Linked DNA regions of Homo sapiens: region 2 is linked to region 1. The links are chromatin contacts, found by Hi-C or POLR2A ChIA-PET in ENCODE. All regions are on one chromosome and are shown on one strand. The core of a region is the stretch at or near the end of the contact, and the rest is flanking DNA. Distances in the headings are between cores, read along the strand shown. Region 1 holds the start of SORBS1 (sorbin and SH3 domain containing 1). Region 2 overlaps ENTPD1 (ectonucleoside triphosphate diphosphohydrolase 1).

Region 1 (2,879 bases), core at 115-2,614:
GACTTGTCACCGTTCCCTGACATCTAAGAATCTTTGCTGATGAGTTTCCGATCAGTCTGTGCAGTTATCAAGGCCAGTCTTTACCCTGCCACCCACAGCCTGTTCACTGAGAATGTGCTCTGGCTGAAGATGCTTGCAAGGGCAGCTGACAAAAATCAGTTGTGCTCAGCCCAAAGGGCGAGTGTCTTATCTTCAGGGATGTGGGAAGCTGGGCATGGAGGGAGCAAGTTCCAGACCAGTACTTGCTGGCTCTGCGACCTTGGGCCAGCAGATTCCCCACTCTGATCCCTGTCTCTGTTTCCTTTTCTGTAACTCTGAGGGGGACTAGAGGAGGTCAGGAGAATGGCATAGCACAGTGGTTAGCTCTGAACCCCATCTAACACGGTGCCTTCCCCCCACTTGCAATGACCTTGTTGCATTGTATGCACTCTACTTTTCACATTGTAGAGGATCTTATTTATTTACTTGTCTCCACTAAAATGGAAGCTTCCTAAGGGAAAAGGCCTTGCCTGTCTTGTTCTCTGCAGTTAACACTGGGGTCCAGCACTGCCACAGAGCCTCTAAATATATGTGTGTTGCATGAGTGAAATCTCAGAGCCTGGGTTCAAATCCTGGTTGCACCACTTGCTGTGTGACCTCGGACAAGCCACTTAAACTACACCTCAGTTTTCCTGCATAAAAATAGTAATTATTTTCAGTTTTCTCACTAGAAAAATATGGATTAGTAATCGTTCCTCTCTTATCAGGCTAAGAGGATCAAATGAGGAAATATCCGGGAAGCATTAAGCACACTGGCTGGTACAGAGCACACGAATGACAACAGCAAACGTTTATGTAGCACGACGGCCAGGAACTGATCAAAATGCATCACCTATGTTAACTATGTTAATCTTCACTAGATTTTACGAAGTCGGACTATTATGCCATTTTACAGATGGGTAAACTGAGGCCCAGGAGTTAAATAACTTATCACTGTTATTTTACGTCTAAGGTTCCTTCCAAGCTCCCCGTGGGCGACCCTTCCGAAGGACCAGAAGGCGCGCCAGGCCAGCGTCCGGCCCGGCCAGGACGGAAAGGGTTACTAGGCCCGCGCGCCCGTTACCGGCGGAGGCCGGCGGGCTCACAATGCCAGGAGCCGGGCGCCGGACACTTCTTCGCCTCCCATCCGCGCACACGCCCCTTCCTGTCACGGCTGGGCCCGGCCCCGCCCCCGGCACCGCCCGCTGGCCGGGCGCTGCCAGAGTGGACGGTTCCAGAGGCATGCTAATGAGGGGGCGGGCACCGCAGCCCATTGGTTGTCCGCGGAGTGTCGGTGAAGTCAGCGCTGAGTCCCAGAAAAACAGAGCGGGGCCAGCTGCAGCGTGTAGTGCGAGTGGGGCGGACGCGCGCAGCCCGCCCGCCCGGCGACCAGCAAGGTAAGCCCGCGCTCGCCCGCCCGGCCGCGCTTGCCCGCTCGGCGGCGGCAGCGCCGGGGGTGTGCGCGGCTCGGCCCCCGCGGGCGGCGCCTTTGTTCCGCGCTCGGAGGAGGCGCATTTAAAGGGCCAGCTGTTGGAGGGACTTGGGGGACCCCCTCCCCCAGAGCATCCCCCCATGGGCACAGGGAAAGCGGTGGTCCCTCGCGGCCGAACCGTCCATCCTGCCTGCTCGGCGAATCCCCAGTCTTTCAAGGAAAGTTCCCCAGGGTGCGGAGGATCTGGGGGCTTCCAGGGTTGGGGGTTTTTAAATTTCCTTTTTTGGTGGGTGTGGGGTAGTACGATCATGGCCTCTGCTAGGAGAGAATGTCCGCCCGTCTCAGGGTGGCTGCAATTTGGGTGGGTGGAGGAGACATCAAAGCCCGAATGGGTTTGTGCTGTAAAGTGAAACTACCGAGGAGGGGCACCTCTGCAGCAGCCAGAGGAAGGCGGAGGGAGCGAGCGGCGGGATGGAGGCATCTCAGGTGTGTTCATTCATCAGCATCCCCTGGAGAGGGCGGCGGGAGGGGCGCAAGGACGACGCGGTTGGCCGGACCCGCCTGAATGAACGGGGACTAGTATGCGCCGGGGACACGGCGCCTGCCCGTGCCGCCCGTGCCCCTTCTTCTCCCCGAGTGGCTGACAGCATCTTGCTAGGCAGCTCATCACCGACATGGACAGCAAGCAACTCCTTTCTCCGAATTCCCCGGGCATCCCCTGCTACCACCTCGCTGCTTTCCGATGTGGCTTCCTTGATACGTGGTAGCGCCATTCAAGATAGAGGGGAAAGAGGCTTGAAGTCATTATGTTTCCTTCATGGGGGAATGTGCTGTCGAATTCTGCATCCCCATGCATCCGCTGTCGTAAGATGGCTTTGAAATTCACCAGTGCATGCTTTCTCCAGGCAGACAAGAATTTATTACGCTATTACATTGCTACGTAAAAGCAGAAGGGATCCCACTGAGCATGGCTCGTTTTGTTCAGTCCTCGGTTTTTCCCAGCATGTTCTGGGCGAGCCTTTGGATTTTTGTTTTAAACACTGAGCGTTGGGATGCCCCTGTTGTCACAGGGCCGACCTGCTGAAATTGCTGGAATTGGTTTCATCGTCAATAGGAGGGAGGTTCATCTAGAGACATCATGGAACCTATCTGGCGTGTCAGGCCTCTGACTCCATCTCTCCCCTCAACACCCCCCCCCCCGCCCAGCCCCCCGCGCCCTTTTTTCCTCTTAAGTGGAGGCGGGGGATGGATTGGCTGTCTTCACTCTCCTTGTGTTTTGAGCTCCTCTGCTTAGATTCAATTCTGTGGTTTTGGTTGGAAAGGTATCTTGGTGGTGATCGAAGAGAGGAGGGTTGGATTAAAAGTGGGGTGGACACAGAGGGGTCAGCAGCATCAATGACAGAAGACAGATGATGGACATATCTACAGC
Region 2 (2,879 bases), core at 236-2,735, 280 kb before region 1:
ACTTACAGTCCTCTGAATATGCCTCTCACACTTCCCTACCTTTGCACATCCGGTAGAACACAAGCTCCATGAAGTCAGAGACTTTGTCCTGTTCACTGTTGTATCCTCAGTACTTAGAACAGTGCCTGACATATAATAGGTGCTGAATAAACATCAGTTACTGAATGCATGCTGTCTGTTCTGCTGATAAAGCTGTTCCCCGATCCTCCAACTCATTTTTCATGATTCAGTTCAGGCATCCCTTCCTCTAAGTCTTCCTGACCTCCTCTCACCCTGGGCAGGGCCAAATGTGCTCCCATAGCAGCTCTGAGCACTCCTCTATTAAAACACTGATCACCCTGCATTGAAACTGATTTCCTTGAGGGTTGAGTTTTCATATTCTGGATAGAGCAGGCACTATATGCTGAATGAATGAACAAGTGAACAAATAATTCACACAGGTATCAAGTGATATAAAGATGTGCTAGTTGTGAATATTTATGACCTGGGATGTCTATGAGTCTCCTCTTATCCTCTTCCTCCCAGATATTGAATAGTTAAATCTGTAGCCCCAAACCCCAGAGTATACGGGCCCAGTCTTTCTCTCCCTGTGCCCCTTCCCCTTTGAATCCCCCATAGGGAGATGCACAAGGGGGCTTTTTTTTTTAACATACATAAAATCCTACCCCTATATATACTAAGAGTTTGAACATTTTATTCACTTACTAAAATATCCTTTCTTAAGTATGGACTTGGGTGTGTAGAACTTGGGGTATTAGGGAGTGTGGCCCTTTCCCATAACTTCAGAGGCTCTTTCACTGCCAAGCCTAACTCCCAGATACTCTTGGTCCCTACATGCTGCTATACCTGAGCAACCGCATGCCTGCCGTGGCTCCCAGGTAAACGGGTGTCTCTTGGTGCTGGGACCTTGGAATCACTTCCCTAGCTCTTTCCATGCAATCAGTCAGGTAAATGCCTATTTCATTTACTTTCTGAACAAATTTTGAGATTCCAGGACCTAGGAAAAAATGTAGAAGATAACAATCTTTTAAAAAAAAATTATAAAACATACCTTGACAATAGTAGATCAAAATATGGTGTTTTGAAAAAAATACAAGAAAACAATTTCCTGATGTACTATACATTAGGTTATTGTACTTAGAGGGTAATTCACTGGACCTAGCCTTGAGAGGATTTAATTTCCAGACTTTAAGTTGGGTCTGTTCAGTGTTCAATAATTCTGCCACTGGATGGCGCAATTTCATATTCAATTGCATAACATTCTCAGACTTTAATGGGGATATTATAGATAGCTACTCTGTTAGCTGCTTTTTGATATTTCCTCCAGAACACTGTAATTAATGACACTAGTTCCTAAAAGACCTAAAGATAACACTTGGAATAAAAATTAAGCGTCAGACAAATTGGCTTTTACTAAAAAGATGGAAGCTGCCACTAACTAGTTATCTGATCCTGGCCAGCACCTTAAAGTTTCTGAGGTGGAGTTGCTTCCTGTTACAAGAAAGAGGAACAGAATCTATGTCTCTTCAGTGACTTTTCCACTCCGATATCCTGCCTCCCTAGCAAAACTGTTTTTCCAGTTTTAGAGCAAAACCGACTGTTGCTATGGAGGATTAGAGCCAAGATTCCTTAAGCTTTTTGAAGTTATAACAACACTTTCATCTCACATTAAGATAAATATCTACACTATCAGTGCTTCATAGCAGAGTAATTGCTTTAAGGATAATTATTCAAATAAGTTATCCAGATCATTCACAGGTTTTCAAACAGCCTAATAACCATGAGAAAATCAGCTCTAAGTTACCAGCTAATTGTTTTGATTCAGAAAATTTGGTGTTAAATATTTGATTAACTAGAGAACTCTCTCTTTTGAGAGGGAAGAATCCTTCATTGTTAGGCCAAACGCTCATGGGATAAGTCTCAGAAGAAGGACATCTGCTAGATTTTTTTTTTTGAGACGGAGTCTTGCTCTGTCGCCCAGGCTGGAGTGTAGTGGCGCGATCTCGGCTAACTGCAACCTCCGCCTCCCGGGTTCAAGTGATTCTCCTGCCTCAGCCACCCTAGTAGCTGGGACTACAGGCACGCACCACCATGCCTAGCTAATTTTTTTGTATTTTTAGTAGATACAGGGTTTCACCGTGTTAGCCAGGATGGTCTCCATCTCCTGACCTTGTGATCCGCCCACCTCAGCCTCCCAAAGTGCTGGGATTACAGGCATGAGCCACCGTGCTTGGCCATTAAAATAACTTTTAAAAATGGAAGGCAGTGTGTCAAATAAAAGCCAATAAAATGAGGGATTTGGGCTTTAAGAAAGGCCAGAAGTACTGTCTCAGATGGGGCCAAAGTGTCAGTATTGATGGGGCTACTGGGTAGAATGACTTGCTCTCTTGGAAATATCTCCTCTCTACTACTTTCTTGACGACCTGTGAAAATTAGTGGATTCCACAGGCTGTCAAACTGAAAATCAATTATCTTCTAGGATCTAGGCTATCAGTCTGACTAAAAATAAACAGTGGGTTCCCAGCTCAAAAGGCTAAGAGAGATAAAAGTCAGAGAGACTGTGGTATAATGGTGCATGGTAGGGTACTGGGTAAAGGGATTGAAAGCTGAATGTCAACCACTCTAACATATTATGACCTTAAAAGAAAAAAATTATTGATATATAATGCAGCAGCTCAGAGTAGCAGGAAACCTAGAGTGTAATTAGGAGACCTAGATTCTTGTCTCTATTCTGTTGCTACTTTCAAGGCACTAATCCTCCAGGTTTTTGTTTCCTTCTCTGTGAAACAAAATTTAAACGATCTGTAAGTTCCTTTTCCCAGCCCTAAGAGCCTATAATTTGGTCTTTCCTGCCTACACAGAAGCTGAAAGCTTTGAAA

The links. Hi-C counts contacts between places; a loop is a spot of excess contacts on that map. ChIA-PET counts read pairs that join two places held with the same protein, here RNA polymerase II (POLR2A). Pooled maps may share reads with other maps.
Region 2: a pooled map shows a loop between it and region 1 (4-fold over the local background). The contact joins the enhancer-like site here to the promoter of SORBS1 in region 1. A Hi-C loop is called at or near these places in 6 of 50 pooled maps. POLR2A ChIA-PET finds 5 or more read pairs at or near these places in 3 of 52 experiments (Caco-2, MCF 10A and activated T-cell).

Annotation. Positions count from the first base shown.
Region 1 is chr10:95,559,856-95,562,734 of GRCh38, reverse strand. SORBS1 (sorbin and SH3 domain containing 1) reads left to right here and starts at 1,364. Exons shown (of 33, transcript NM_001034954.3): 1 at 1,364-1,415. RefSeq lists silencers at 1,015-1,384, 1,425-1,534 and an enhancer at 1,019-1,781.
Region 2 is chr10:95,840,462-95,843,340 of GRCh38, reverse strand. It overlaps ENTPD1 (ectonucleoside triphosphate diphosphohydrolase 1), which reads right to left. Exons shown (of 10, transcript NM_001776.6): 4 at 847-997. The region is part of intron 4 of ENTPD1-AS1 (ENTPD1 antisense RNA 1); the gene reads left to right. Among named protein-coding and RNA genes, the nearest start is that of CC2D2B, 66 kb to the left of the region's middle. RefSeq lists an enhancer at 1,293-1,432. Within about 2 kb of position 1,485, at least 7 of the 41 ENCODE cell types and tissues checked have a DNase peak (open chromatin) inside an H3K27ac peak, as active enhancers do.